Linked DNA regions of Mus musculus: region 1 is linked to region 2. The links are chromatin loops, found by intact Hi-C in ENCODE. Cell type or tissue: heart. All regions are shown on one strand. Each heading gives the region's core, and the rest is flanking DNA. Links, peaks and the distances in the headings are about the cores only.

Region 1 (15,770 bases), core at 4,567-12,566, 300 kb after region 2:
AAGAGACTCAAATAAGATACGATATTGATCTTGAGAAACGCCCACTCCTGTGGAAAGAGACTGTACAAACAGTGGGTAGGGTGTGCCTTACCTTCCTCGCACTGCCTTTGGATAACTCATTTCCGTCTTCTAATGAAAAAGCCTCACTCTCCAGAGTTGGTTCCTTTTTCTAAAAGATTGAAAATCGATTAAAGAAAGACAAAACTAAACTCAGATAAAAAGATGTTTTTCTCTTGTTGGTATAAGGAGTAGAACTCAGGGCCTAGCACATGCGAGGCAAGTGTTCTACGACTGAGATAAATCCCCTGGCCTCAAATTTCAATTAAAGACAGGGTTTCATTAAGCTTCTCAGGCTGGCTTTGAACTTGCAATCCTCCTGCCTCCCAAGTATCTTGGATAGTACAACCACCAGGGCTGGTAAAATGATGCTTCTTATTACACCACACTACTTTACTCTTAAGTTAATAATTACCAGAGAAAAGTTTTCCTACTGTGCTTAAAAAGAAAAAAAAAATTAGATACAAATGGAATTATAGCCCTAAGTTTTCTGTTTGGACCTAACACCTACATTATAGTTCACAGAAGTTTATAACTCAAGTTCCAGGGAATCCAATGCCCTCTTTTGGCTTCCACAGGTACCAAACGCATACAATATACATACGAATGCATGTATATACATACATGCAAATGTATACACTCATACACATAAAATATAATCGGGAAAAAAAAGAGAATGAAACAAACACACAGAGAGAAAATCCTTTCTGCTGGTTGATTTTTGTTAACTTGACATGAATTTAGACATATCTGGGAGAGGAGACCTTAATTGAGAAAATGCCTCTCTAAGTTTGGCCTGAGGAAAAGTCTGTGTGGGTACTGTCTTATTAATGTTTAATGGAGAAGAAGCCCAGCCCACTGTGGAAGTTGCTATCCCGGGACAGGTGGTCCCAGCTTGTATAAAAGGGCAGGCTGCTCATGGAAGAGCTGGGGGAAGGATTGAGAACCCTAAAGGAGATAGGAACTCCACAGGAAGACGAACAAAGTCAACTAACCTGGACCCTGGGACTCTCAGAGACTGAACCACTAGCCAAAGAGCATACACAGGCTGGACCTAGCCCCCCAAACCACACATATGTAACAGATATGCAGCTCTGTCTTCATGGGAGTCCCCCATCCACTGGAGTGGGAGCTGTTCCTAAAGCTGTTACCAGTCTGTGGAATCCGTTCCCCTTGTCTGGCCTTAGTGTGAGAGGATGCTCCTAACCCTGAAGAGACTTGATGTGTATGTGTGTGTAGTGTGTATACCCAGGAGGGGCCTCTACCCTCTAAGAGGAGAAAGGAAGCAGGAGATGGGGGGGGGGGAGAACTGTGTGGGAGACTGGGGAGGCAGCCATTGGGATAATTAATTAATTAACTAATTAAAAGAAAAAAAATGCAGGCTGAGCAAGATCTGAAAAGTAAGCTAGTAAGCAGGACTCATCCATGACTCCTGCTCCTGCCCTGACTTCTCTTCACGCTGGGCTACAACTATAAGCTAAAACAAACCCTTTCCTCCACAATTGCTTCTGGCCATGGTGTTTATTACAGCAATAGTGATAAACCTAGCTAAAATATTCCTCTTTTTTGTTTCGGTTTTAGTGTGTGTGTGTGTGTGTATACATGTTTGTTGTATTTATTTATTTGTGTACTGGTGTACACATGGAGGCCAGAGAAGGCTACGAGGTGTCCTACTCTCTTATCCCTCCCCACTCCCCCACTTCCTTGAGACAGGGTCTCTTCACCAAGTCCCAGCAACCCAGTGCTGGACTACGGCTCATGACCACACATGGCTTTGTGATCTGGGCTTTGAAGATTTGAACTTCGGTCCTCACACTTGGACAGCAAACCATCTTACCCACAGAACCAAGTACAAGGGACCAAGGTTCGTTCCCAGCATCCACAAGACAGCTTACAGTCATCTGTAACTCCTGTTCCAAGGCATCTAACACCCTCTTCTGGCCTCCATGGGCACTGTATGCACACACAGACATACATGCAAGCAAAACACCCACATACAGAGAAGTATTTTAAGTTTAAAGTCTGCAAGCTCCAACAATAAATGCAACCGTGAGACAGAGACTGACACAGTGGCTGGGCTGGGCTGGCTCTTGACTTGCCTTGCGATTTTTCACCTTGTTTTTTACAGCCGCCCTTATTGACTCTAACGACTCTTCATCCTCCAGTGCAGAGTCATTTTCTTCCTCCAAACCTGTCTCAAAAAGATCACTATCTTCAAGGAGACAGCCACTGTCATTAAGCGGCCGGTCTGCATCACTTTCCTAGACAATAAAGAGAATGCACCATCAAATCACTTTGAAGCCTAGCATCTCACAGCAGCATATGGTAATTTAACTGTCTCTCATCTGGAACATTCTCACTGGCTCCTAACTTACACTTACCCTTTGAAACTCAAGCTGTGGTTTTTATATAACTACCCAATATTTACTTAGCAAACAGTAAATATGTCTTGGAAAATCAACTAAATACGTATGGAACGATTAATTACTTTATAAAATTTGAGGATGGGCTGGAGAGATGGCTCAGTGGTTAAGAGCACTGACTGCTTTTCCAGAGGTCCTGAGTTCAATTCCCACCAACCACATGGTGGCTCACAACATCTATAATGGGGTCTGATGCCCTCTTCTGGTGTGTCTGAAGACAGCAAGAGTGTACTCATAAAATAAGTAATCATTTTTTTTTTTTTGAGGCAGGATTTCTCTGTGTAGCCCTGGCTGTCCTGGAACTCACTTTGTAGACCAGACTGGCCTCGAACTCAGAAATCCGCCCGCCTCTGCCTCCCAAGTACTGGGATTAAAGGCATGCGCCACCACTGCCCTGCTTAAATAACCTTTTTTTTTTTTTTTTTTTTTTTTTTTTAAGTTTTTTCGAGACAGGGTTTCTCTTGGGTAGCCCTGGCTGTTCTGGAACTCACTCTGTAAACCAGGCTAGCCTCAGACTCACAGAGATCTGCCTGCTTCTGCCTCCCAAGTGCTGGGATTAAAGGCATGTGCCACCACTGCCCGGCAAGTAAACTTTTAATAGATAAAATTTGAGGATAATTTTCTAGTTAACAAGTAAACTTTTGATTGATACATGTGTCATTAAAAATTCTCCTCTCAAAGGTCAACTTCATCAGAGGAACAGTAATGAAGAATTACTACAAGAACACACCAAGAAAACAATACCCCATTTATTTGGAAATGTCCTTAATGCATCTACAATGGCAAAGAAGATCAATAATTGCAAATTACATAACCATCACTCTTTATGCAAAGAGGTTAATTTAAAGCTATATTTTGTGTGCAGAAATGATTATCAGGAATTAAAATCTATGTTTCTAAAATATCAACCTACCTAAAAAACAAAACCTAATTAGTTTTTAGAATGTACCTCAACAAGCAGATACATAAAATATTCATCCATACTCAAGGGTATATTGTTCACCCATTTAAAAAAAAAAAGAAATTGTGTCATAAAAAATAAAAAGAAAGAAAGAAACAGCCGGGCAATGGTGGCACACACCTTTAATCTTAGCACTTGGGAGGCAGAAGCAGGCAAGTCTCTGTGAGTTCGAGGCCAACCTGGTCTACAGAGTGAGTTCCAGGACAGTGAAGGCTCCATGGTGAGACCCTGATCAAAAATAACAATAACAACAGTTACAAAGGTCAGAAAATTTCAGCATACCTCACATCTTGTTTCCTTCTTTTTTAGTCTCCTGATTTTCTCCATTGTTCTCTCCTCTTTCTCCAGCCGTCTCTTGGATTTTGCTTTTCCCTCAGCTCCTTCTCTGAGGAGTGTTTTGGAGAGCTTTCTGCCGGTGGTGAAGTCCACAGAGTGTCCTGTCTGGTGGCCTGGCTCCAAGGAAGGAGCCTCTTGAGTCTCAGGACTCTCCTGACTCGGAGTTTCCTCCATGTCACTCTCATCACTGTCAGCCAGGGCTTTGGGAAAGCTTCTGCTCTGACTCTTCCCTGAATGTAAGTTCTCCTGAGTGTCCTCTGCGCTGTCGTCGTAGGTGGGTTTCTCCGGAGCATCGTCTCTGTCCTCAGCCTCAGAATCGCTGTCTTGTAACACTTTCCTGCTCTTAGGTTTCTTGCTCACAAAAATCTCTTCATCAGAATCTGGAGGAAACGGTGTTTTTTCTTTTTTTAAAAAGAAGGCACCCAATCCCCCAGTCCTTTGTCCTTCTTCAAAGCTACTTAAAAACATATTTAATTACACATGTGATATATCACCTTATGGGATTACACAACTGCCAGTAAGAACTCATTGAAGCAAAGCATATCTAAAAATATATTTAAAAGAAATTTCTGTGGCAAAACCTCTCTTGCTAAGAAATGTAATTATATACATTTATACATTTATAATGTGTAGAGTTGTTCTAATCATCCTGGCAGGTGTTAGAAATCCTGTTCTATAGTGAATGCATTTAGCCAGGCAATGAAGTAACTATTAGACATTTTATCTATTTTTAACTAAAAAAAAATAAAAAATAAAAAAATAACATATTACTTATTCCTGTTATATAACAGGAATGGATGTTCTTTAAAAATATATGTAAGCACTGCTATTTTTTTATTTATTATAAAGAAAATAAATAATAAAGTTGGGGCACTAACAATTTAATTCGATAAGTCAAGAAAATAATGAGATTAACTGAAATCACTCACAACCCAGGACCCCACATTCTATTCCTAAAATTAACATAACATATATTACAAACCTCTTTCACTCAAGGGCTCGAGTGTTTCAAAGCTGCCCTGTCCACTGTCTACAGGACTGTCTGCTGCTTCTTGTGAAAGAAGTTTTAGATCGTTGACTTCCAGGTTAACCTAGAGAATGAGAATAAACCTAGCATTAACAAGGAGGAGACAGAGCTGAGTATATATGGGGACACACAGTGTGGGGACATCAGCTGCAACTGGGAAGAACCAAAACGGGACAGTGTAACACACAGATGACATTTAAAGTCACAGACCAAAACCAAAACCAAACACACACAAACCGAGACTAATTGCTACAGGATACTAACTGAACAGCTCCATTTACTTTTATTAAACACATCGATTGCACAAATCAGATTCGCTTGGTTTTTCGGGTTTTTTCAATTGAAAAGAAGATGTATTAATTTTATAAGTGTTTCATCTGCATATATGTCTGTGCACCATATTCATGAAGTGCCTGTAGAGGTCAAAATGTTCATGAGACACCCTAGAGCCGTAGTTACAGTCATGATGTGGACACTGGGAATTGAACTAGGATTCTCTGCAAGAACAGCAAGGGCTCTTAACCACTGAGCCATCTCTCCAGTCCCTTTTAAATTTTTTTTTAAAAAGATTTACTTTGTTTATGTGTAGGAGTATTTTCCCTGTATGTATGTAAGGGCACTGAGTGCAAACCTGATACTCATGAAAGTCAGAAGAGGACACTGGATTCTCTGGAACTGGAATTACAGATGGTTGTGGGTGACAGGAACCAAATCCAGGTCCTCTGGAGGAGCAGCAAGTGCTCTTACCAGATGAGCCACCACTCTAGCCCCCCTTTTCATTATTTTGCATGTGTGTGTAGGCACATTTAGAGAGGGAGTGGTGTGCTATAGAGCACCGAAGGAAGACAGAGGACAACTTGCAAAAATCTAATCTCTTCTACTAGGTGAGTCCTGGGGATAGAAGTCACGCTGTCAGGCTTCAAAACAAATGTCTTTATTTATGAGCCATCCTTCAGATCCCACTGTGATAGTCACACACACACACACACACACTCACTCATGTCATAATTGTGCTCACATACCATTCTTCTAACTTTGCCTCCCTGTCTTTGTCTCCTACTTTTATGTTTGTTTTCTTTCTTTCTTTCTTTCTTTCTTTCTCTCTTTCTAGTAAGAGTCAGCAAAAGTGTGGCTTATGAAGTCAGCCACCTTTTGAAAATAATGTTATTTAAATTAAGGCTTTTTAAAAAAATCCTAGTGAGGCAAAAAGACAGGTTGGTGCACAACGAGATCTTGATTAAAGTCTGTTATTTTGTTCAATATCTAATCGTGAAAACTTCATGTCAAAATAAGGCTTTCATAGCCAGGCGTGGGGGCGCACGCCTTTAATCCCAGCACTCGGCAGAGGCAGGAGGATTTCTGAGTTCGAGACCAGCCTGGTCTACAGAGTGAGTTCCAGGGCGGCCAGGGCTACACAGAGAAACCCTGTCTCAAAAAAAAAAAAAAAAAAAAAACAACAACAACAACAACAACAACAAAAAGGCTTTCCTTTGGTGATTAGGTTTTTCTGGTACCCCCATTAAATCTGTTCTTAAGGCAACTATTTGGCCCTAGTCCTGGCTCCAGAAAAGAACACAGATCACGGAAAAGGTTTTCTATGGCCAAATTCCACTAGTGAGTCACCAGCTACTGGAAGGACGCTGTGAGCCAGGCCACTGTAGGCAAAGACTGTGGGCCCACGCGCGACACCCTTACAAGTTCCTTCCAGAACCAGAGTTCCAACTGCTTATACCCCTCACCCTGTGCTTACAGAGACTCCCACCCCACAACTTCCAGGCCAGGCTGGCCAAGGCCTTTTTTTTTTTTTTTTTTTTTTTTTTTTTTGTGGGGATGCTGTAAAGGGAGCTTGCGCGGCAGGAAACGCGCCAAAGAGCAAGGCGGGCTGCAGTGACAAGCTGAGGACCCGGCTGGGCGGACAACAGCGCGCGCCGCCGAACCAGAAGCTGTGGGGACTGAGCGCGGGAAGCCAGATGGAGACCCTCCAGAGGCCCCCAGACTCAGTCCAGTGGTCTCGGAGCGGTGCACGCCGGGAATTGTAGTCCTCCCGGCTCGGCGCTCTGGCCCTGCTGGGTTGACTGTCCCACTCGGCCCTCAGCGAAAGGCCTCCACAGCCCGGACCAGAGCCTAAACTCACCTCAGAACCCACCTCGCCGGTCATGATTCCGGCCTCCCTTCCGCACAGCTCCAGGAGAACGTGTCTGCAGTAACCTCAACTTGACGGCGACAGCTCCCGCCGTCTCCAGCTCGGCAGCGAAGTTCGAGCTTTCGCGCCCAGACGCGGTACAACGCTCAACCTTGAGGGTTTGCACCAATCCGAGGGAGGGTTTCCCTCCGAGGCCCCACCCCTATCGCCCTGCCAATCAGGAGGCGCCTCCTGCCTGCCCGGCAAATGTAATTTGCGTTGGTTTGGCGGGTTGCGGCTGCTCTTGTCAAACAGATCTAGGAGTGGCTTTGGGGTGTCTGGGGGTTCTCGGGGAGCGAAGAGATCCCGCGCTATGGCTTAGAAAGAAGGTATCTTGCGAATGATGTTCTTGGACTTTTGACCTATGTCTTCGTTCGATGGGTCGTACCGTATGCAATTAGAGGAGAGAAATTTCAATGCAGGAAGTGAACTGGGAAGAAGTTCCCAGGATTCTGGGAGTGTCCCACACCTGAATTTTTTGCTGAGGGAACCTTAGACCCCAGTGGAGGCTTTCTCCATCAGTTCATCCCTGGAGCAATCCTAACCTGCAGAGTTAATGTTTTTACCTCTTCGGGTCGATTCTCTGTCCTTTCTTCCCCATGTTCTATAGGCAGGCAAGAATGTCCTTTCTGGACTGTATTGTCCCAGCTGACTTGTCTTTTGTCTTCTGAATGGTCAAGCCAGTGTTAAAACTCCTTACAAAGTTATTATAAAGAGACCAGCTGGCACAGGGAAAGAAAGATCTGAGTATTTATTATCCTCCATCCCACCCAAACCCCCCTCCTCTCTAACTCCCCCCACCCCCCTTCACCTATTCTGGTATGGTGACCAACTCTGTCCAGTTTGCTTAGGACTTTCCCAGGTTTAGCACGGAAAACCTCACATCCCTAGAATCTCCTCAGAGGATACGAGGGATGACAGTCACCTCTGACACTGGTCTCCCCTTTATCTGAATACACATTCAGATAAAAAACAACTCCATTTCTCCACATCTCCGCCCACTTCTACACCCCTAAGGGTCTTGAGCTGGGGATGCAGCTCAGTAGTAGAGCTCTTGCTTAGTTAGTTTGCATGAGGCCCTCCCTGGTATAATCTCCAGGCTTCCAAAAAATACAAAAAAGAGTCCCATCCTCATATTTTACCCCCTTTTTAAAAAAAAAAAGGCTATTTTACTATGACCGTATACATCAATGATTCACAAATATGCATCTATCTGTAGCACTTCCTCCAGCATTTGGAGGACTGACTTTTATTGGCCATACAGTTTGTGACAAACAATGGGCAGAATTTTATAATCATCATTCTCTTAATCTTTGGAGGAAGCGTGTAAGGGAAGTAATGTGATCGTCTCGCGTCCACTGTCACCTGCTCTTTATGATTTCCAGGCTCACCGAGAGCATCCTCCAAAATCTCCCTTCTCCTGTTCTGTTGCCCCAAATTACACTTCTGTCTAAAGAATTATTTCTGAGGGCTGGAACGACAGTTCAGAGGTTAAGATCACTGGTTGCTTTTCCAGAGGACCCTGGTTCAACTCCTATCACCAACATGGCAGCTCAAAACTATTCATAACTCCAGTTCCAGGAGCCCTGATACCCTTTTCTGGTCTCCATGGGCAACAGGCATGGATGTGGAGCACAGACATACATTCAAGCAAAATACCCATAAACACCAAAATGAATAAAAATGACTTTCATCTGTTAGCCTGTACTTCTAAAATTAGGCACTTTGGATCTTGACATAGCACACAGAATCAGTATACACAAATCAGTTCTAGGCCAGCAAGATGGATCAGCAGGTGAAGGTGCTTACAGCAGAGGCCTCAACCACCCTAGAGCCTAGGCGAGTTCTGTCCCTAGAACCCACAGTGGACGGGAAGGAGAGACTCCTCAAAGTTATCCTCTGATCTCCACACATATGTCGTATGCAGCACTAGCATATGTCTCTCTCTCTCTCTCTCTCTCTCTCTCTCACATACACACACACACACACACACACATAAATAAATAAATAAATAAATAAATAAATATGCCGAGATTACAAGTACATGAGAAAAATGGAACTTAACACATTCGTGCCATTCTCAAGTGTTCTGTTATTATTTGTTCCACGGAAATGAACAAAATCGAGCTAAAGAGTAAGAAAAGCTTGAAGAGATGCCTACAATGCTATTTTTGACTCTTGGTTTTGTGCTGAGAATCAAAGCCGGTGCCCTCATCCATGCTAAATAAATGCTCTCCCTCCCTGATATGTCTCTATATTTCTTTTCTTTTCGAAAAAGAGTCAATCATGTTACTATAGCTTTACTATAATTCTGTAGAATTTATGAACTGATTTAATCCAAAGGCCTGTGACACCTTATTTATGGAGAAACACTGCCACCCAGTGGTAAGTTTCAGTAATGTTATTCTACTTTTTTTTTTTTTTTTTTTTGGTGGAGGGAAGGCCCTGGCCCATGTGGAGGACTGATAACAACGTGTATTCTCCTTCTAGCATGTGGAGTCTGGGACTAGAATCCTCTGAAGCTGGAGTTAAAGGGACTGTAAATCACTAGGCAGAGGTGAGAGCAGCAAGTGCTCTTAGCCTCTAAGCCATCTTTTCAGCATCCCGATACCCTACTCTTCTTATCTGAAGCCATGTAAAGAAGGCTTGGGATGTAGTTGAAAAGGAGAATCTCTGTAAGATTGTTCGAAGAGTTATTTAATCAAACTTGTCTTTGGTAGTAGAATGGAATACTTATATCACCAAGCACTGAACTTCAAACTTTTTTTTTCATAATTTAATTTCAAACAGCTTTAAAGCTTTTACAGAATATCCTTCCTTCAGGACACATCTGGTTCTCTTTTTTAACACAATACCTCCTCCTAATTCTTAAAAAAGAAAAGAAAAAGAAAGAAAGGAAGAGAAAAGAAAAAGAGAAAGGAAGAAAGAAGGAAAGAAGGAAAGAAAAAAGAAAGAGAAAGAAAGAAAGAAAGAAAGAAAGGAGAAAGAAAGAAAGAAAGAAAGAAAGGGAAAGGAAAGAAAGAGAAGGAAAGAAAAAGAAGGAAAGAAAGAAGGAAAGAAAGAGAAGGGAAGAAAGAGAAGGAAAAAAAAAGAAACAGCTGGAGAGATGGCACAGTGGTTAAGAGCACTGACTGTTCTTCCAGAGGTTCTGAGTTCAATTCCCAGCAACCACATGGTTGCTCACAACCATCTGTAATGGGATTGGATGCCCCCTTCTGGTATGTCTGAAGACAGCAACTGTGTACTCATATGCCTAAAATAAATTAATTTTAAAAAAAAAGTCATGCGAGACCTGAAACATAGGTGTTTAATTGTTGAATGAGTGATCAAAAATCATACAAAAGGCAAAAAAAAAATCCCCAAAAAAAAGACAAAACAAAACAAAAACAAAACAAAAACAAAACAAAACAGGACCTTTCTCCAGGGTGAGTCAGCATCCAAACGGGTTATTTTCTGTGTAGAGAGGCTCCTATGCCTCAACTTTGTCCAACCTAAAGTACTTATAAAAGAGTCACCTGCTCTTTCCATAGCACCTGTTTTAAGCCTATGATAGACATGAAGCATGCAAAGACACATAAGAACCAGCTTATTCTCAGAGACCCCCCCACCCCCTACTGCCAGTTGGAGACAGGCAAGCAAGCAAGTATATGCAATATGTAAATGTGTGCAAGCGACTGTGGAGAGCTGGAGGGAGAAGCAACCATAGCTGGCGACAGACGATGGCTGGGGCAAGTCAGGGAAAATGACTCACTCACTGAATTTCAAAGATGAATTAGTGCCTCCGGCTGGCACAGAAAGCCTTCCATGTATGTGCAGGGGCTTGATAAAGCAGGTTGTGTTTGGGGAACTGAAAGTAGGTCACTGTGACTTGAGCACGGGGTATGGATGTGGGGATGGAGGGGGGGCCAAAATGAAGGCCGATAGTTACACGAGGAACAAAATGTCTGGAATGTTCTACTCAGAATTTAAACAGAATAAACGGGGCAGTTGAGGAGTCGGGGTAGAAATGGTTAAGGAGAGTGACGTAATCAGATGTATATGCCTGAGAAAGATTACTCTAGCAGTGTGTGAAAGGTGAATGGAAAAGGGATTAGACTGGGGGCAGAGAGACCAGTTGTCTCTGGGAGATTTCCGGAACTTGAACTAGGTTGATGATAGCAACAGCGGAAGAGAGATGGACTGGAAAAAAGAGGCAGAGTTAATAGTGCTGGTTGGATGGTTAGCTTTGAGGGGTGAGAGTAGAGGTGACTCCAGTGACAGACCATGATACTACCCATCAAAACTAGGAATACAGGTCACTAAGTAAAAACTCACTCATCAGAGGCTGAAGAGATGGCTCAGCAATTAAGAGCACTGACTGCTCTTCCTGAGGTCCTGAGTTCAATTCCCAGCAACCACGTGGTAGCTCACAACCATCTGTAGTGGGATCTGATGCCCTTTTCTGGTGTGTCTGAAGACAACTACAGTATACTCATATAAATAAAATAAATAAATAAATAAACCTTTTTTTTAAATTTGCTTGGCCGGGCAGTGGTGGCACACGCCTTTAATCCCAGCACTTGGGAGGCAGAGGCAGGCGGATATCTGAGTTCGAGGCCAGCCTGGTCTACAGATTGAGATCTAGGACAGCCAGGGCTATACAGAGAAACCCTGTCTTGAAAAAAAAAATTTTTACTCATCACTCAGGAGGTGAAGAAAGATTGTGGGCCTGAGGCCAGGAGAGGAGGGAAAATGGGGACAGAAGGACAGAGAAAGCAAAGGAGGATTTGAATGTAGCTCAGGCGCTAGAATGCCTGCCGGGCATGCCAAGGCCACAGACACGGGATGCTGCACACATCTGTTATCCTAGCAGTACAGAGAACCTTAGCTCAGCAGCTTTTCATGTCCTACTCACTCACTGCCTTTACTACTCCATTTCTTCCCTGGTTTCCTGACCACGAATCCGTATAACAGAAATTCCTCTGCCCTGGATGGATTGAGTTTTCTCTGGTGTTTTATCTCAGTACAAAGATTATTGAGACATTAGGATTCCTAGCACTTGATTGACCAATATACATCAGCCTGGACTTGAGAGAGAGCTTAGCAGTTAAGAGCATTTGCTGCTCTTGTAGAACAGACTCAGTTCCCAGCTTGAACATCAGGTGGCACATAACTGCCTTTAACTCCAGTCTTAGGGGATATGACACCCTCTTTTTGTCTTCCATGGGCAGAGAGAGAGAGTGAGAGAGAGAGAGTGAAAGTGATAGAGAGAAATAAACTATAGCTTTTAAATGTAAATAATGTATGTAGGTCACATATTTTACACATATTCACATATATTATGTATATAATAGCTAATCATGTATATGTATACCTTGATCATATAAGCCTTAGCCAATGTAGGGAGACTTATCTAGGTATATATGCTTAAGGAAAAGGATTTTACCACAGAAGGAAGAGGAGTGCTGGTCCATTTCTACATCCTGTTCAATCTTAGCACCTACTTTATAGGTTGATTAATGTCTGAGCCCTTTCAGATATGTGAGATAGCTAAAGTCTATCAGGAAAGTTACAGCTGACAAGGGACAGATAGTACTGGACAGACTAGCGCTGTGCCCACCGTCAGCCCAGAGGATGGTTTTACTAGAGTATCAACTAGTAAATCAAGAGATTTCTCATGGCTGTCATCATGATGCACATGTGGTTGGCATTTGGTGGGTGGGTGGGGGGCAAGTTTGTTAAATGTCAGTGAGAAACGTTCAAATAGGTAAAGAGGAAGAGGAGAGGAATAATTTAGGCAGGGAAAGTAGAATGAACAAAGGCGTGGAGGTAGGAAGGACCCAGAGGTTCAAGGAACTATTCAAGGAATGACTGTGGGAAGAGTGGGTGATTATGATGGGGAAGGAGACAGCTAATGAGACAGAAAGGTTAAATCCAACTCACTAGCACTCTGCAGTGTTATTGGAGCCTGAATGTCTGCTAGAACCAAGCTGTCTTTCTTTGCGGATGGAATATGCACACAAAGCTGTAGGTTATGGAACATTGGATGGACAAGGCCAGGTTGATGCATTTGGATCATCTAGACTCAGTGAGTCTCCAGATGAATAAGCAAAACAAACAAAAAGATGAAAGGAAGGAAGGGAGGGAGGAAAGGAGGGAGGAAGGAAGGGAGGGAGGGAGGAAGGAAGGAAGGAAGGAAGGAAGGAAGGAAGGAATCAGCTTGTCCTGTCTTATCACATAACAGAACTCCAAAGAAAGTGTTACCATTTCTAGCATTTGTTTAAATAGTTTAACAAATTATACACAACATAAAATGTAACATATTTATACACATTTTGTATATGTGCAAATCATAGTGTTTTCATGTACATTAAAGTTGACATATAGGTGTGTTAACTATCTTTAATATAAACTCCAAGAGCCATATTTAGCATTTGAAGATTTTAGTAAGAAATACACACTCCAGACATGGCAAAATATTTGCCTAGAATTTGCAAAGCCCTAGATTCAATTCCTAGAAACATACAAAACCAGGTGTGGTGGTGCATGCCTGTGGTGGTGCATGCCTGTGGTGGTGCATGCCTGTAATCAGACTCTGGGAAGTAGAGGCTGGAGGGAGGACTCAACAGCCTGGGCTCTATGAGACCTAGTCTCAAAGAAAGAGAGAGAGTGAGAGAGAGAGAGAAAGGAAGAGAGAAAGAGAGAAAGAGAGAAAGAAGAAGAAAGGAGGAAGGGAGAGAGGGAGGGAGAGAGGGAGAAAGAGAAAAGAAAGAAAAGAAAAAAGGAAAGAAATACTTTTACACTCTAGGAGTGGTTAGAAGTATTTGAGAAATTCCCATCATAAACCTGCATTCCAGTAGCAATTGCTATAAGATCGTTCCCTCCAGTCATTGCTACAAGGTCCTTAAATGTGTTTCAGCATTGGCCATGGTTTTTCCTGAGTGAAATGGGTGGAAAGAAGTTGTGTGATTTGGTTCCAGGCATTGATTTTTACAGCTGTCCCCACCCTTGAATGTTTAGAGAGAAGAATCTAGTGGGCCCAGGAATTAGATTCTTTTTTTTAAATATTAATTTATTTATTATTATTTATACTAGTACACTGTAGCTATCTTCAGACACACACCAGAAGAGGGCATCAGATTCCAGTAAAGATGGTTGTGAGCCACCATGTGGTTGCTGGGAATTGAACTCAGGAACTCTGGAAGAGCAGTCAGTGCTCTTAACCACCGAGCCATCTCTCCAGCCAGGAATTAGATTCTTCAGAGAGATGGATAGACTAGCTCTTTATTCAGGCTTTTGCACCCCTTTCAGCCAAGAATTCCATTTGCTATTTCTGACTGGATTTGATGAATCCTGTCACAATGTCTTATTTACCTAAAGTAAGGCTTGCGTGAAAGATTCTTGATATATAGTACATAAGATGCCTGTGGTGGTTTGAGTATGCTTAGCCCATGGGAAGTGGATTAGGAGGCGTGGCCTTGTTGGAGTAGGCGTGTTTTGGGTGGAGGAAGTGTGTCCCTGTGTAGGTGGGCATTGAGGGCTCCTATGCTCAGGCTACACCCAGTGCAGCGGAGAGAGCCTCTTCCTAGCTGTCTGCTGAAGCGAGTCTCCTTCTGTCCGCCTTTGGATCAAGATACAGAACTTTTGGCTCCTCTAGCACCATGCCTGCCTGCATGCTTCCATGCTTCCCACCGTGATGATAATGGACTGAACCTCTGAAACTGTAAGCCAGCCCCAATTAAATGTTTGCCTTTTATAAGAGTTGCTTTGGTCATGGTGTCTCTTCACAGCAATGAAACCCTAAGACAATGACCAAGAGCTGAAACTTTATTGAGTTTATGAATTGTATGAATGATTTTACCTGATTGTTAATAAGTATTTGAATCTGTGTCAGTTTCAGTCTGAGATTTGATGTCACTGTAACACATGACCGGTAGTAAGATGGAGGAACATAAGGCCTATCTCTCCATGTTGAGGTAATGTCTGCCCTTCACCTATGCAACAATAAAATCCAGCCTGATAATAAATTAATATAATATATTCATATAAGGCTAAAAATGATCAGATTGGTTTGAATCAACTTGAAACAGAAGATGGCTTCATTCACATAACAAGTTGGTTCTCAGTGACATTAAATGCCCAACCAAATTAAACCCATCTGATGAAAGAGAAGTCAGGTTGAGTCACGTTAAACAATAAAATGTTTCATGAAGGTGAATATGCTTCAGCCCGGAGAATGGGTCAGGAAGGAACACACTGGATCCAGGGACATGAGAGAGGAAAATGTCACTGTGATAGGCCCAGGAAAAGCAGCAAGAAGGGCAGATGGTGCATTGGAACAAGGTAGGCACCTGCATCAGCGACTTCCTTATCCAGATGCCAGCTCTACCACTCAGCCATGCAACTGAAGAGAAGTTGTCTCTCTTCTCTTGGGCTCAACATGCATGCATACGTGTGCGCACACACACACCATCATCATCACGTGTTATGGTCATCATCATCATCATTGTTGTCATCATAATGTGTTGGTACAGATCAAGTTCTCTAACTCACTGATTGGTATGTGTCAAGTACAAAATTAATGCCAGTTCCCCCAGCCACCACCACCACTGTACAATGCTACGGTAGTGTGAAAGCTGAACGCTGAAATGAGTGTAGGGTCTGGCCATTCCTCTGTCACTGAACATTACAAGAAATGCTTGATTGAAAACTTGCTCCCATGCTCTTCTCTCATGGCAAAGTCCTCTTAACAATGCATACTTATACTGAGAGTAGAGATGATAAATAAGATGGTGTCTGCTTTCA
Region 2 (15,770 bases), core at 3,016-11,015:
GTTCTGGGCCGCCCTGGGAGGAACATGCATGTTATGCCTGTGGTTCTGGTGTTACTGACAACGTGAGACGGGATGGGAAGAAGTTCAGAACTGTTACCTAAGAAAGGATGCTGTGTATTTCCCGTGTTCCCATCTCAACTTTGTTTTCTCTCTTTTGCTTGTTTCCTCCTGTGGATAGTTCTGAAAGTGTGAAGCAGAGGAGTGATGTGTTCTACCTTCAGCCGGAGCGCTCCTGTGTTCCTAACAGTCCCATGTGGTACTCCACATTCCCCATAGACCCTGGAACCCTGGACACCATGTTGACGCGCATTCTCATGGTGAGGGAGGTACATGAAGAACTTGCCAAAGCCAAATCTGAAGACTCTGATGCTGAATTATCAGATTAACATGAAGGAAAGCTCCCGTTTTCATGCACACTGGTATGCACCAAGCTGTGATGCACTCAGCTGTTGGAAAGATGTTGAAATGCAAGTCCTCTTGACTTGCTTGTTTGGTGGGAAAAACGGTGGCTCTGAGCCGTAGTGGACTGCAAATGTAACCTGAGGGGAGAAGGGTGAGTGGATTGGGAGGGAGAGGAGTGGTCATAGACATCTTCGAAAGACTAACCAGTTTCTGAGTGGTGCATAATCTTATTTTCTTTGGGAATAAGAAATTGTGGAATATTTTTAAGGAAAACTGTTGTATAAAATTCTACCATAGTAACCTTAGTTAGAAGGGGTAGCTTTGCAGTGAGACCCTGGCTGCAGTAGGCTACTTGAGCAAGCTGTCCATGAAAGTCAGGAGAGGTCACTGCACAGCTGAGAGTGGCATCAGATGAGGACAGGGAGACTCAGCCTGGAAGATCCAATAAAAATACTCAAGTTTTTATAAAAAAGATAGTGGTCTGGATTGATTTTCACTGCCAACCTACTTATGTGAAGGATAGAAGCCTTTAGTCTTTTAACTGAAGGCCCCTCACATCAGAGGACACGCCCTTCATTACTGTTAGTGAGCCCCTTTTCATTTAGGGTCTTGCCTTCTCAGCTGTGGGTGATTTAAGGTAAAAAGGATGATATTTCAGAAAATAACTATGTACACAGAAAATCTGTGGAGCTCATTAGACCCTGGTGTCTTGAAGTATTTATAGAAAGCCCACTAAAATGCCCGCTTCTCTGGGTGCTGCTGTCTCCTGGCCTCAGCTGGCTGCACAGAAGTGGGGCCTCCCTTTGTGTCCAGTTTTCCCCATGGCATCCTTTCTTCCCTGTCTTACTTTCCTGTCCCAAATGATGCTGCTTGTTCTTTGTCCCAGCTTCTAGAGGCCCTTGTCATTTCAAAAAGAATAATCTGTCTCCACAATTCTGACAAATGTGTGGGCGATCCCACAAAGACACAGTATTATGTAGCTGTCCGAGTTACGGTAGGGAAGATTGCAGTAGGTTCCTGTGTAAAAGCATTTGGAAGTTGACCTTATTGCCCCAGGGAACTTGCAAGTTAGGAATTGTGGGGCTGGAGTCTGAGGTGACTGACCTCACACATCCATGCGACCTTTCTGCTGCTGTATTCCAGACTCTAGCTCGCACAGGTCTATGGGAAGCGCAAGGCACAGGTGTGTGTGACATTACCAGGTGTCTCCCTCATCTCCATTCTCAGTTTCTTTCCTACAAATTTTGAATCAAGCTTTTAATAATGTTGGATAATTACTGAGCTTCTTTAATTGACGTTAACTTGAGCTTACAGCAGACCTGAGAGAAGTCATAAGCTTCTCCAGACTGTCACCTAAGACTTCAGTGTGTCCCATGTTATAGGTGGGAGTAGCAAGTTGGTTGTTTTGTTTTAAACAAATAAAGGTCACTTAAATACATCAGAACTTTAAAATGGGCCTTTGACGTTGTGTACTTAGTGGTTCTGTCCCTCTGCTTGTAACAAATATCCTTTTTGTTACTAAGAATTATGTGAAAGAAGTAATTCTGCCCCAGTCTGTATGATTAACTCCATCTGTGCTGTCATTTCTGACGGGGAAACTTCTTCCTTCCAGACCTTGATTGATCGGAGGGAAAGCAGTTGGCCTGTCTGATAAGTCACCAATAAACCATCCAAAACACCAGGTGTCATCCTGCTGTATCAGTTCTGATTTGTGTGAACACTAACATTTCCCATCTAGAGTTGTATGAAAAACAAATACTGTTAGCTTAGTATATAAATTGATATAAAATACCAAAAAGAAAAAAATGTATCTTTTAAGAGAACAACCACTATCCAGATAAACGACTGTATCGGGCTTCAGCTGCATGTTAGTGCAGGGGCTTCAGACCCTAAACTAATGTTAAAAACTGGTTGATCATCAATCATTCCTCCTGAGTGTAGCTGTTTGCTGTGTCAAATCATTTGTTTTTTTTATTTTGTTAAAATTGTGTAAAACCATACTTACTCCTTCCTCCCTCTAGGGGGAGTGAGGAACAAACCCAACAACTAGCACCTGAGCTCGGCCTGTCCCGTCCTTGGTCTCTGTCTCTGGATTTTCTCTTTGCAGGCACCACAGAACTATTCCCTTAGAATAAAATAGTATATTTGTATTTGATGGGTGAGTTCTTTTTCTTTGTTGCTTTAAAAAACTTTAAATATATTTTTTTATTTGATCTTATTGGTATGATCCAAGAGATGTAAAATTGCAAAAAAAAAGAAAGCAGCTTTCAGAAAAGTTCCTTGGTTTTTATTCACTGCCGTCTTCCTGTGGCTTGCTTGCTTCCTGTCAAGGCTTGTTTCCATTTTTAGATAACTTTTAACCATATTAAAAGTCCCAGTAGCTAGCGTGCCGGGTGGCATGCACACAGCCTTTGGGCAGACCTCTTCAAGGTCCTGTTGCTGAGAGTGTTTGCCATGTCAGAGACTTAGCAGGGTGTATGAGGGTCTCGCTGACGATGTGGGACTAAAGAGTGCGTGTTCTTAGTCGTTAGAGGTGTCTTGGGTATTCCACCAAATTCTACATGGACTATTTGTTTCCCCTATAACATTCCTACATTTATAAAACTCTTTTCCCAAAACATGGAAAGTAAAATGTTTCTGTAAATGAGGTCCAGTTTCCACATGAATACAAAAGTCCTTCCTAGTGTCTGTCAGAAAGATGAGGAGATAGTAAGGTACCAATGCCCCGCCTTCCTCTGCTGTTCATCACAATACTTTGTCCTGTCCTTGAGGTGTTTTTTAATTGTGAGGCACTGTAACATTGGAAGAGTTGCAGGCTCTGGGGTCTTCCTGATTGCTCTCTCTATGTAACCCTAAGTAAATGGGAGAAACTGCTCAATTGTCTCCTCTGTGAAATGAAACAGTAACAATTTCTTAGTTGTTAGGCATGGCACATTGTAGCTTTCAAATGTAAGATGGCTCTTAAACCCGTACTCATCTCTCTTGCCCCCTGAGACCCCGGCAGTGTAGGCAGAGCTACTGTCTCCCATGTGCGTCAGTAGGTGGCAGGGGAGGGGCTGTCTTTGCTCCGAGTTCTGACCCATGACTGTCTCTGAATGATTAGTACCTAACATTCCCTGAGAAAAGGTGAGCCTGTGATGACCACCACTCTGGTGCCAGGCAGGCCTGGATGGACTCCCAGGACTAGAAAGAACCCCAAGCCCAAGACTAGAAGAACCCCACCTAGGACCACAGGTCCCAGGCAGGAGTGAGCTCAAGACAGATGGCCACTTGGGTGGGCTGGTACAGGAGCAAGCCCGAAACGACCACCAGGCTGGTGCCATGGAGCCCTGACAGGGAGCTCGCTTGAGATGACTCCTGCCTTGTGGCACCATAAAGCATGAGTGGAGGTACCATTCCTGAGACCACTCCTGAGAGGATCCCAGACACATGGAGACCCTGGGAGCCACTAAGAGGAGCAAGTGAGTAGTGTAGAAATGGAAGAGAGAGCCAGAGAGACAGACAGAAGGATGTGGGCACAATGAAGAGAGGCAGAACTGGAGACTCAGGGTAGTGGGGAACAGTCTGATGTGTGAGTAGCTGGTGATGCTACCTGGAACCATGGTGGGGTCCTAGCCTGTGTGGGGTCACGTCTGGGTCTGTGGCCCTGCAGCAGCAGGGATCTGTTTTTACCAAAGGCCAATGGACTCCCAGGTGCGGGCCGCTGCCTAGGGACATTGATGCCTGAGGGCTGTGCGGAACTGGTCCTACCTAGGCATCCTGGGAGAGCTCGTTATCTTCCTCACTGGCTGCAGCACGCAGGACAGCAGACCCTGCACCTCACCTGGGCAGCACCGTAGAGCTGGCCCTAGATGTGGGGGTTGTGGGTGAGCTAGCCTGGAAGGCTTTAGTGTGGAGAACAGCTCTTGTCTGCCATGCAGCAGTGTCCCCCGCCCTCAGCCCTTGACACCTAGGCCAGTGGGAGCTGGCGCTGGGATAGTGAGAGCAGGAGAACAGGCCCTTCACCTTGCCTGAGGGTAGAGCTGTCCCTGGATGTGGGGGATAAAGGTGAGCTGGACCCAAGGGTGGTGTCTGCTGGACAGTGGCGCTGATGAGAGAGGGACTCTCTTCCTCTCCCTCTGTGATAGACAGGATTATGAGTGGCAAAATTGGCCATATCCCTCACCAGCTGTAGCACGCGGGAGGAGAGCAGGCCTTGTAACTCACCTGGGCAGCGGGGTAGTGCTGGCCCTGGTTTTGGGGGGCTGCTGCCAGCCCAAAGGACTTGAAAGCAGGAGAGCTGCCCATCTCTGATACATCTCAGATTTAGGGCTTTCTGTTGTCTCACCCCATCATCTACCCCACCAATGAGTCCATGAAGGGGCCGGTTCCATAGATCCAAAACTACCAGCGCTCTATGAAACAGGGCAACAACAGGATATCCATATCTGAGAGGAGTCCCTGTGAGGTTCTGTATCAACAAAGTAACAGAAGCCATCGGGGCCTTGTACCAGACCCATAAACATTTGCAAGCAAAAGTGTGGATAAAAGGGTATACTGTGGGACACACTGACACTACAGCTCCCAGCAACGGTTTTTTTTTCTTTGTTACAGGGGTGCTTGTAAGGGTGGAGGGCAGGTATGAGGGGATGGGGAGGTGAGTGGGATTGGGGTACATGATGTGACATTCACAAAGAACCAATAAAAACTTTGAAATCTCTTTTGAAAAACTGTACCCATTTCATGTGCGCACACACTTGCCACAGTGTGGTTTGGCAGTCAGAGGACATCTGGTTTGAATTGCTTCTCCTTCCATACCATGGAGTTCTGAGACAACCCTGCTTGTTGGGCTTGGTGGCAAGCACCTTTATTTTATCAGCCCTTTCTATTAACATTGTGTATGTACATTACACATGCAACAGCGATGAATGTGGTAATCAAAGAACCACTGATAGCAAGTGTGTTCTGTGGTCAGCAAGCACCTTTACCCCAAAGTTATTTCACAGGCAACCAAGGGTATGGGTGGGTGGGTGTTGTTATATATATGTATTTATGAGTGTGGTATGTATGTATGGGTGTGGTATGTATGTATTTATGTATGCCTATATTTTGATGCATATCTGAGGGACAGGATAACTGAGTAGAGTCACTTCAATCCACCACATGGTGTGTTTCAGGATAGAACTCATGTCTTTGGGTTTGGCCACAAGGACCTTTACCTACTATGACATCTCCCTGACCCTCAATTTTTAAATTTATAATGTACATAAATTGCTTGATATATACTAAGGTTTCAAATGCCCGTGAATCCTTATATTCAACATTGTAGATCTTGCAGAATGTGGTAATCTGCAGATCATTTCTGCATGTCAGAGTTAGTGTTCGGCATGACTTGGCACAGTAACTCTGTGCTCACATCTGGCCCACAAGCAGGAGGCAGAGAGAGACACTGAGACTTCTGTGAGCTGTTGAGACCTCAGAGTCTGTCTCCAGTGATATAATCATAGTCTATCCAAAATAATTCTAACTTTGGACAAGTATTTAAATACATAAACCTATGGGTAGCATTCTTCTTATTCAAACTTGCACATACTATGCTTTGGGGGACTTTTTTGCCTTTCTTTTTCTTTTACCTTTTTTTTTGGGGGGGGAGTAGCAAGTTTTCTTCCATTTATATTTTTTATTAATGTAGGTGAAGTACCCAAGGAGCTAAAGGGTTGTTGCAGCCCTATAGGAGGAACAATAATATGAACTAACCAGTACCCCCCAGAGCTGTGTCTCTAGTTGCATATGTAGCAGAGGATGGTCTAGTTGGCCATCATTGGGAAGAGAGGCCCTTGTTCTTGTGAAGATCATATGCCCCAGTACAGGGGAATGCCAGGGCCAGGAAACGGGAGTGGGTGGGTTGGAGAGCAGGGCAGGGGAAGGGTATAGGGGCTTTGGGGATAGCATTTGAAATGTAAATGAAAATATCTAATAAAAAAAACAGTGTGTGGAGTGGTGGTATGGGAAGTAGAGGGAGTCCTAAGTGAATACAACCCACATGCGTGTGGCCTGTCAAGGACTCCAAGACCAGTAGCAAAGCCATTAACCTGTATGGCCGGGCTTAAGAGCTAGGGTAAAACATTTCTCAGGAATTTCAATTGTGAGCAAAGACCACTGTAGCTTCTTCCTACTAGATGTTTATAGCCTGAGACTGTTCACCTGCAGAAACTTCCAGTTGAAACTAGCTACCCCCTCCCACGGTGCTATATGCTGTACTTACCTAATGAGCATGATGAGATTCCAGGTTAAGCAGTAGTGGTTAGAGATACCCCACCACCACCCATCACAGCTGTAAAAGCACCTTCATTCTCCTGTTGTCTCAGAGGCTTACTGCCTCTATCCGCTAACATAGGCCTAGTCCTGGAAGCGTCTAAGCCTTGGTACAGTCTAATCTAGACCTAAAATCTTTTCAGTTCCTGTGACTTACTGCTCAATAAGCTCACCCTTTCTTCTTTCTGATCACTGGCAGAATCAACTCGGCTGTTCTGGCCCAAACTCCTTTCCAGGCTTACTGACTCAATCTAGCTTCTCTCTTGGATTCTAACCGAATTGCTCTGCTTGGCCTCAAACTATGGCAATCTGTTCTAATCTTCCGGCTCGTCATTCTCTGGCTCTTTCTGTCTTTACCTATATTTAGCTTGTTCTTTCTCTGCAACCAGTCTCTGAACTTTTGAATACCAGTCCTGGAAAAACTGTCCTCTTCCTCCTCTGTCTTTTCTTTTTTTTTTTTTTTCTTCCTGTCTGCACTCTCAACCTCTTTTTCCTCCCTCTTCTCTTGGGCATATCCTACTCTATCAAATCGCTCTCTGATTCGTCACTTTGTGTGCCGCTCAATAGAAGTCACTTTCAAACATGGGTGCTTCCTTCTACAAACTAACACTGCCTTCACTGTTGTTCTTTTTGACCATTTCTCCAAAAGGAATCCCCACTCCCATCCTTCAGAGCTAGCCTTGATGATGTAAGCAGCTAAGGATGACCTTTGAACTTTTAATCCATTGCTTTTTTTTTTTTAAGACTTATTTACTTATTATATGTAAGTACACTGTAGCTGTCTTCAGACACCCCAGAAGAGGGAGTCAGATCTCATTACAGATGGTTGTGAGCCACCATGTGGTTGCTGGGATTTGAACTCAGGATCTTCGGAAGAGCTCTCAGTGCTCTTAACCGCTGAGCCATCTCTCCAACCCTTAACGCATTGCTTAAATGGGTTTGTGCCACCGTGCCCCTGTATCAAGCATAGGGCTTTTTGTGTTCTAGCCACTGTTGGTGAGGGTAATTTAAAAAAAAAATTGTTTTAAAAAATTTTATTTTATTTTTTATGTGCATTGGTGTGAAGGTGTTTGATCTCCTGGAACAGGAGTTATAGTCAGGTGTGAGCTCCCATGTGGGTGCTAGGAATTGAACAGCCAGTTCTTTTTAACCTCTGAGCCATCTCTCCTGCCCCTTTTGCCTTAAGGTGGTGGTACGGATGGTGTGTTCACTTGCTGTCAGATTTATGGCGTTTGAGGGAGCTGCCATCCTCTCAGCTGTCTTCTGGTCATTTTTTGGAAAAAGACAAAAGCCAGGCCCTGTGCACTGCACTTGTCAGTAGCTTAAGGGTGAGGTCAAAGTGGAAGGCATCTCTCAGCTGCTGTTGCCGCCTTTCAGAAACTGTTGTGAGATGGGTTCTTGGGAAGCAGCAGCTCTAGGGGGAGTTGTAGACATTGCAGACGCCCCACCCCACCCCTACAGCTTCCTTCCTCAGCAGCCTTGGCTTCTTCCAGTCCACCCCACTAGTGGTAGTAGCTGGATAGGTTGGCCCCACCTTGGAGGTCTGCTGGAAGACCACTACTGTTGCTCTCTGGAATTGTCAAAATATTTGGGGATACCTTTATTCTTTTGGGTTTTTGTTTTTTGGTAGTACCTCCTTTGGAGAAAGGAACTGGTAGTGATTTTATTATCTTCATAGGAAACAGAATTGTTTCTTACATTTTTATATTTTCAACCATTGTGTCTCCTGTAGAATTTACCATTATAAATGGTGGTATTGGGGGTGGGGGATCAGGCATGTATGCTGGAACCTCACTTTAAAGGCAGCCTCAGAACTCACTATATAGTCTGAGCTAGCCTTATTCATACTTAGCAATTCTGTTTCATCCTCATGGGTGCTGAGCTGCCATGACTGATTGTGGTGAATCCATGCTTCCCAACACTCCTGTAGTTTTTATAACTGTTCTTCCACCCCATTTCATGTTTGTTTTTTTTTCCCCCTCAAAGAATTATTTTATGTATGTGAGTACACTGAAGCTGTCTCCAGATAACACCAATCAGAAGAGGGCATCAGATCCCTTTACAGATGGTTGTGAGCCACCATGTGTTTGCTGCGACTTGAACTCAGGACCTCTAGGAAAGCAGTCAGTGCTCTTAACAGCTGAGCCATCTCTCCAGCCCATGTGTTCGTTCATTTGTTTGTTTTAAAAGGTGTGGGCTGGTGAGATGGCTCAGTGGTTAAGAGCGCCGACTGCTCTTCCAAAGGTCCTGAGTTCAAATCCCAACAACCACATGGTGGCTCAAAACCATCCGTAATGAAATCTGATTCCCTCTTCTGGAGTGTCTGAAGACAGCTACAGTGTACTTACATTAAATAAATAAATAAATAAATAAATAAATAAATAAATAAATAAATAAATATTAAAAAAAAAAAAAACTCAAGACAGCCTATGGGAATACAACCATGGTCAGGCCAAATGATCTAGCCAACACATTTATGGAAGCATTATTTAAAAAAAAAAAAAAGTGTGTGTGTGTATGTTTGTGTGTGTACCAAAAGATTCCCCCGTGGAGTTAGTCTTAGCCACCCAGTGGGCTGCTGGGATCTGAACTGCTATCCTCTGCAAGGACAGCAAGTGTTCCTAATGCTCAGCCAGCCATTTTTTTCTAGTTCATATGTTTTGAAACAAGGTCTCTCTGTGCACCCTAGTTTGCCCTCAGACTCATGGCAGTCCTACCTCAGCCCTCTGAATGCTGGGGTTACAGGCATATACCACTATACCTGTTTCTATTCCTGCTTTCTGATTGGTTGGTTCAAATAATCTGGCTGGTTTAGAGGTTAAGATTTTTGTCCAGACATTTTAAGGGTCTTCTCAATATTTACAACATAAAGTTATGAGCATTCTATAAGATGATCTACATAACCATGATTACCTCTTCATGGCCAGTCCTTCAGATCCACACAGGAAGGACCATTTGTTGGCAGGGTCTACATGGGAGTGGTAAGTAAATGTTCACTCTCCGTTCACACTCACCTGGCTGTTAGCTGCTGGCTTCCTGTGCTTTGGCCCTGCTAATAATTGTTTGAAGCTGCTACTGGCTAGGGTCACTGCCTCTTGTGACACACAGATGTGCATTCCAGCCCCTGGTAGGACTGGGATATGACATTCATGTTGGTGTTCTTGAAATGCTGGGAACCCAAAAAGGAACAAACAATGCTTTTTAAGATATTCTGGACCTTAGGATACTCTGTGTCCCTCGGAACAAATGCTGTAAGGTCCCAGGCAGACAGAAGTCATTTTTGTATAATAAAAGGTCAAAATCAAAGAGCATCGATGGCCAGCCAGCACCCCACTTACCATGGCAGACTGGGGCCCTACACCACCAGCCAATATGCTGCAGGCTTTGGGATCTACACCAGTGGAGGGCCCTGCAACACAGGTCACACATGTAGCATGAAATAGCACAACCTCATAGCCAGGCACACAATTAAATAGCATGTTTAATTATCTCACAACAGATAGTGCAGTAGTAGAAATTAAGTCCTTTTTAAAAAGTCACTCTCCCCGAAACCCAATTCCTCAGCTGCCACACCACAGCTGAGAACTGGTCATCAGGCTGGAGGGATTAATAGTCTTTCAAGGAGCTGAAAGTCTCCAAGTTAAAATTAACCTTGAGAGCAGCCAAGAGACCTATGAGGAATGGGCACATACACTCGAGCACTCACACGTGCAAAGGACACAGAAAAGACATGGATGGAGGGATGTGGCAGGTCCCACAGTGGGGCAGTCACACATATGCACTCACATGCCAGAGAGTTCCAGTCTATCTGTGGCTGTCTCTTCTGGGAGAATGTGGCTGTCATGCCCGCAGCTCCCATATCCCTGATAAACAAGCCAGCAGGAGCTGAGGGCAGCGACAGCTCTGCATCATCGCCAGCATCAGTGACAGCACGGATTTCTTTTGGCCCAGGGAAGGCAGGGCATACTGTCCCAGAGAAGCAAACAAATGAATATGCCCAGGGCTAGGCCCCTGCCATCAGGAGGCTGGTGGCTCTTGGTTCTGTGCGAGGTGCAGGGTAGACGCAGTGAACCTCATCATGGGTGTTCTGGGCCCAGCTGCATTGCTCTAACAGCAGAGGAGAGGCTATGGGCCTGTTTGTGTCTGCTCTCAGGCAGGGAGGTGTGTGCAGAAAGTGAGGCCCTGAGATGAGGACATTTGGGGGGCCGGGGGGGGGGCTACCACATAGGTTTATAGAGAAAACCTCTCCATTCACAGCTTCATTCAAGGGCTCCTATAAAGTATCTGAGGATTCAAGTACCAGCAGTTCTGATGGGGGCTTTTGGGATGGAGTGGCCAGCACATGCTGGGAGAGCAGCTGCCCTCAGACCCAAAAGGTGAGGAATCAGCCTAGAGGTGCTCTGGCCCCTAGCACTGAGGCCCAGACTGTTGAGACAGATCAGGGGGCTACAAGATCTCCTCCCGTGCGCTCCTGGACTTCAAAGGTGTTTGCCCGTTTGGCACAGAGCCATTCTGACCATACAGTAGTTTGCCCTTCTCCCGGTCTGGCCATGTGAAGATGGCATCGTCGCTGTCCAGCTCCGATTCAGAATGCATCAGGCTGCTGCTCAGCGTGGGGCCTTTCTGTTTGCTGCCTGCCAGAAAGACAACCCCCGTGTTAGGTAGCGCCTTGCCAGGCCCGAGTCACAGCCCATCCTCATCACTTCCTGGAGAGGAGACAGGAAAGGCCAGGGGGTCCCTCTCTGCTGGAAGGGAGGGTGGAAGGAGGGCCTAGCCTGGCTAGAACAAGTCCACAGGAAGCCAAGCCTGAAGGTTAGACCTGGACTCTCCTGCTATGCCCATAGCTTTGGTTGGGGTCACCCAGCTGTGTTCTGTTCCCTTTCAGAGAATACGCATGTCCTGAGACCTAGAGCTACATACTGAGACCTGTCTTGAAAAACAAACAAACACAAATTGAAAAGCAACAGTGGGCCCGGCGGCGGTGGTGCACACCTTTAATCCCAGTACTAGGAAGGCAGAGGCAGGCGGATTTCTGAGTTCGAGGCCAGCCTGGTCTACAAAGTGAGTTCCAGGACAGCCAGGGCTACACAGAGAAACCCTGTCTCGAGAAACCAAAAAGAAAAAAGGAAAAAAAGAAGAAAAGAAAAGCAACAGTGGGAGTGCCTGACTGACTGGGACTCTCATTCAGAGACAACCCCAAACAGCCATTTTATCAGAACACACGATCCGTGTTCTGATGAGCACCGAGGGCTGAAGAGATTGCTCAGCAGTTAAAAGCAGCAGTTGCTACTCCTTTCAGAGGGCCTGGGTTTTCATTTCCAGCATTCACAGCATCTGTGACTCCCATAAGTACAGCTCCCAAGGAGCCAACGTCTCGACTCTATGGCCGTGTGCACAATTACACATAGATAAAAACGAATCTTTGTTTTTTGAAACAGGGTTTCTCTGTGTAGTCCTTGCTGTCCTGGAACTCACTCTGTAGACCAAGCTGTCCTGGAACCCAGAGGTCTAACTGCCTCTGCCTCCCTAGTCCTGGGATTAAAGGTGTGCGCCACCATTTAGGAAAAAAAAAAATATCTTAAAAAAAAAAAAATCCAAAAAGCTGTCTGAGACTAAAGGCCTTGGCATTCACCTTCCCAGCCTTTCCCTCACTGCAGAGACCCCGGGGATAAACTCTCCATTCTACAGAGAGATGGTTGATGTGGGGAGAGCTGATGAGGCACTCATTCTAGCAGTGCTCTGGACGCTGGCACTGCCTGACTACAGGAACTAGCTCCCTACCTGTTAACAGTGCGATGTCAGAGGAGTTGTGCTTCTGTCAGGCAGTCTACAGCCTTGCCATTCCTCACTCTCCTAAACACCAACAGCATCTTATGAGGATTGATGGCCCGCCCGACAGCTTACAAGTCTCCAAGGCTGAGTATCCAGACCCTGAGCACCTACACTCAAGGACCACGCCCTGCTACGGCCCTCATCCATGTGCTATGTGGCTATGCAGTGGACCATGGCTTAGTTCTGTGCATCGCAGGAGTAGAGTTCATCCAAGCCTGGGCACCAGTATGGCAGAGCTTCAGAGCCTGGGCACTGGCAACACGGGGCTGTCCAGTGTGTGGGAACAGTGGCCAGTGGGATGCCAGGGAAAGGCCCACTTTTCCTGTAGATGCTGGCCCTCTCCCCAAAGCCCTCCCCTGGAGACTTCAAGAGCTTTCTCTTCCTAGTGCCCACATGCAGGTTCCTCTCTTCCCCACATGACAAGGGCCTTTAAGGAGATCCCTCCCTGGATGCACAGCCCCATCTCATACCCTGCACCTGACTGCCACAGCTCCTCCATGTACTTCAAAGGAGGGGACACTGTCAGTGAAGACTAGATGCACCCACTGGAGCTCAATCATTCGCTCCATCTGCACCTGGCAGAGATGCCGTGTGTGTCCAGCACAGGATCAGACTGAGCAGTGTGGCTGGTCAATAAACAGTACCTGCCTGTGTGCAGAGGAACTGTTGTAAGGAATGTGGGTGAGAGCAGCCTAGAACATGTACCATTTGCACACAAGGACAAGAAACTATTAACTTGGGCACTAACTGGAAAGCAGCACAGGGGACAGGGGCTGATCTTAGGTGTGCTCGCTTATAAGGACTCCACATGCTGCGTTTACAATTTTCTGGCGGAATAAGTTTAAGCTACAGAGAAATTCTACTTTAGTGGATGGTAAAAAGTCAGTCATTTCATTTGGTTCAACCTTCTATAAAGGAAGAACAGAAGGAGAGCCGGCCTCTGTTAGACTCACTCTGGGTTCTGGCCCTGCCTAGTGTAGCCTTACCCTTCCCTCCTCTGCCTCAGAAGCAGCATCTCCACAGCTCCCCACCCCTCAGAGGCCTCCCCCGCCCCCAGGCCCTGCCTCTGCATGCAGTCTGGTCGGGAGTCCTGGCCCCTGTCCAGCTTCTCAGGTTATCTTTGTAACTCAATTTTCAAGACTTTGAAATCTGTAGGGCATATGTCTCCTCACCACGACCCTACAGGGATCAGCAGTCCACCAGCTCTAGAGGCAGCTGCTAGCATCTCTGGAGTCATCATGAGTTGTGACTCTTTTATGATGATGCCACCCTGCAGGACCTTTCCTCCTCTTCAGCCCACCCTGGGCACCCAGTCCTGTCTTTAGGGCTGAGATCCGTCATGCCGAGAGGATCGTAGAGTCTCATCTTTCAGTACTGACCGTTCTGCAGGGTTCAATTTAATTCTTCTCTCGCTGAACAGCCTTGGTAATAGCTGCCCTGATTCTGTCAGCAGCTAGATACGAATCAGCCTTGACCTTGTCTGCTCCTCTGCACATTGTCACCATGCCCTTAGACTACTAGAGAACACTTCTCCCTTCCTGCCTGCTCTATGCTGTCACCAGATCCACTGAACTTCCTGCCTGCTCTATGCTGTCACCAGGCCCACTGAACTTCCTGCCTGCTCTATGCTGTCACCAGGCCCACTGAACTTCCTGCCTGCTCTATGCTGTCACCAGGCCCACTGAACTTCCTGCCTGCTCTATGCTGTCACCAGGCCCACTGAACTTCCTGCCTGCTCTATGCTGTCACCAGGCCCACTGAACTTTTGTTTCCAAGCACCACAGTGTAGGATCACCCAGACAGATGCTGGGCCCTTAAAGTACCCACTGCTCTTAGAGGGAACCTCAGCGAAGACCTGCTTACCCATGCAGCCTGGCTCACTCCCTCTGATCACTGCCTGGCACATAATAGCTTCTGTCCCTGTCCCCAATGCCCTCCCAGCAGTGGGGCTGCACTACATTACCTGTGTCTGCAATGCTGGAATTACCTGCTGCGTTTAGCCTGCATGGCTTGTTTCTCCTGTAATTTTTCAAACTCTCACGCCTCCCTCCTTCTCTGCTCTGTGTGTGTGTGTGTGTGTGTGTGTGTGTGTGTGTGTGTGTGTGTGTGTGAGAGAGAGAGAGAGAGAGAGACAGAGACAGAGAGAGAGACAGACAGACAGAGACAGAGAGACAGAGATGCTTTCGCTATGTAGTTCTGAAGCTTGAACTCTGGCTGTCAGGGTGGGGGATTTAGCTCAGTGGTAGAGCGCTTGCCTAGCAAGCACAAGGCCCTGGGTTCAGTCCTCAGGTCCTTAGCTCTGGGGAGGTGGGGGGACAAAAAAAGATCAAAACAAAACCAAGGTAACTGAACCGAGGTTGTGAGACTCGGTGGCAAGTGCCTTTCTTTTCCTGCTGAGCATCTCAGGCCTTTATGTGCACTCTTTATCACTCTATACAGCTGTAAGCATGACTCTGAGACACTAAACAGGGATGAGGAACAACGCTCTGGACATGAAGCAGCAGAACCTGATCTGAAAAGATTGGAGATGAACAAGAAGGATGCTCCCTGAAAGCAAAAAGCCACAACAGCTCACAGAGGCCTGGCAACAAGGGGGGGGGGGAGCATTAGGAAGGAAACATGGACAGGGTAAAGTGCTGAGGCCTCCCTCTGACCTGGCAGAAGCTGGGTGCACACAGGGTTGTTCTTGGGGAGGAGTATAGCTTGGGCTCACCTCAGGCCCAGTGCTCACAGTGGAGCTGAGGAGGTGCAGAGCCTGGCTGCTTGTCCTCCTCTGAGGGCAGAGGGTCTCGGGCCTGTCTTCCCCACAGCCTCCCTAAATACAAAACCGTAGGATGGCTTTAACCCTGCAGGCAGCAGGAAAGTGGATGCCCTGAGACAGAGAGCGATGGGTGGGGGAAGGAAGGCCAGAGGAGAGAGTTCTGATCAGGTCTCTGCAGGGAAGCCGCTGACATTGACCACAGGGCCACTGAACTAGAAGTAACGGAGCAGGCGAAGGAGCATGGAGTTATAAGGAACATGGTGACAGGGCTCTGTGGCCTCAGTGCCAGCTCCCACAGTCGTACCTGCTCGGGAGGTTGGTTTCAGCTCCAGGCTCTCCTGATCTGTGGCATCCAGGATCTTGTATCTGCTTTTCCTCTTGGGTTTTCCTTTTTGCCTAAAAAAACCACAAACCCATCTCTGCTCAGGAAGGTTTGTGAGGCACGTGAGGGAGTGAGGGCATGAGGGCCTACCCCAGCATA

What was found. Hi-C counts contacts between places; a loop is a spot of excess contacts. Peaks named below come from ENCODE experiments on the same cell type or tissue, not always from the same donor. Only the 100,000 strongest peaks of a DNase experiment are listed, where the experiment ranks them.
Region 1: a loop joins it to region 2, with 2.4 times the contacts of the local background. A loop is called at or near these places in 14 of 42 quality-filtered maps.

What each region holds. Positions count from the first base shown.
Region 1 is chr4:126,548,306-126,564,075 of GRCm38, reverse strand. It overlaps Clspn (claspin), which reads right to left and starts at 7,096. Exons shown (of 26, transcript NM_175554.4): 1 at 6,939-7,096; 2 at 4,760-4,868; 3 at 3,724-4,157; 4 at 2,157-2,318; 5 at 92-169. The coding sequence starts at 6,962. It overlaps Mir7119 (microRNA 7119), which reads right to left and starts at 4,216; the gene lies at 4,158-4,216. In heart, for the core only: CTCF peaks have their summits at 7,150, 9,363 (motif pointing left) and 10,190 (motif pointing left); a DNase peak (open chromatin) is centred at 7,125; H3K4me3 peaks cover 1,739 bases; H3K27ac peaks cover 1,339 bases; H3K27me3 peaks cover 188 bases.
Region 2 is chr4:126,848,726-126,864,495 of GRCm38, reverse strand. AU040320 (expressed sequence AU040320) reads right to left here. Exons shown (of 21, transcript NM_133886.2): 20 at 15,594-15,685; 21 at 10,160-11,330. The coding sequence ends at 11,143. It overlaps Gm25604 (a small nucleolar RNA gene), which reads left to right and starts at 3,384; the gene lies at 3,384-3,516. It overlaps Zmym4 (zinc finger, MYM-type 4), which reads left to right. Exons shown (of 30, transcript NM_001114399.2): 30 at 179-2,677. The coding sequence ends at 386. In heart, for the core only: no CTCF peak of the experiment used is centred there; no DNase peak of the experiment used is centred there.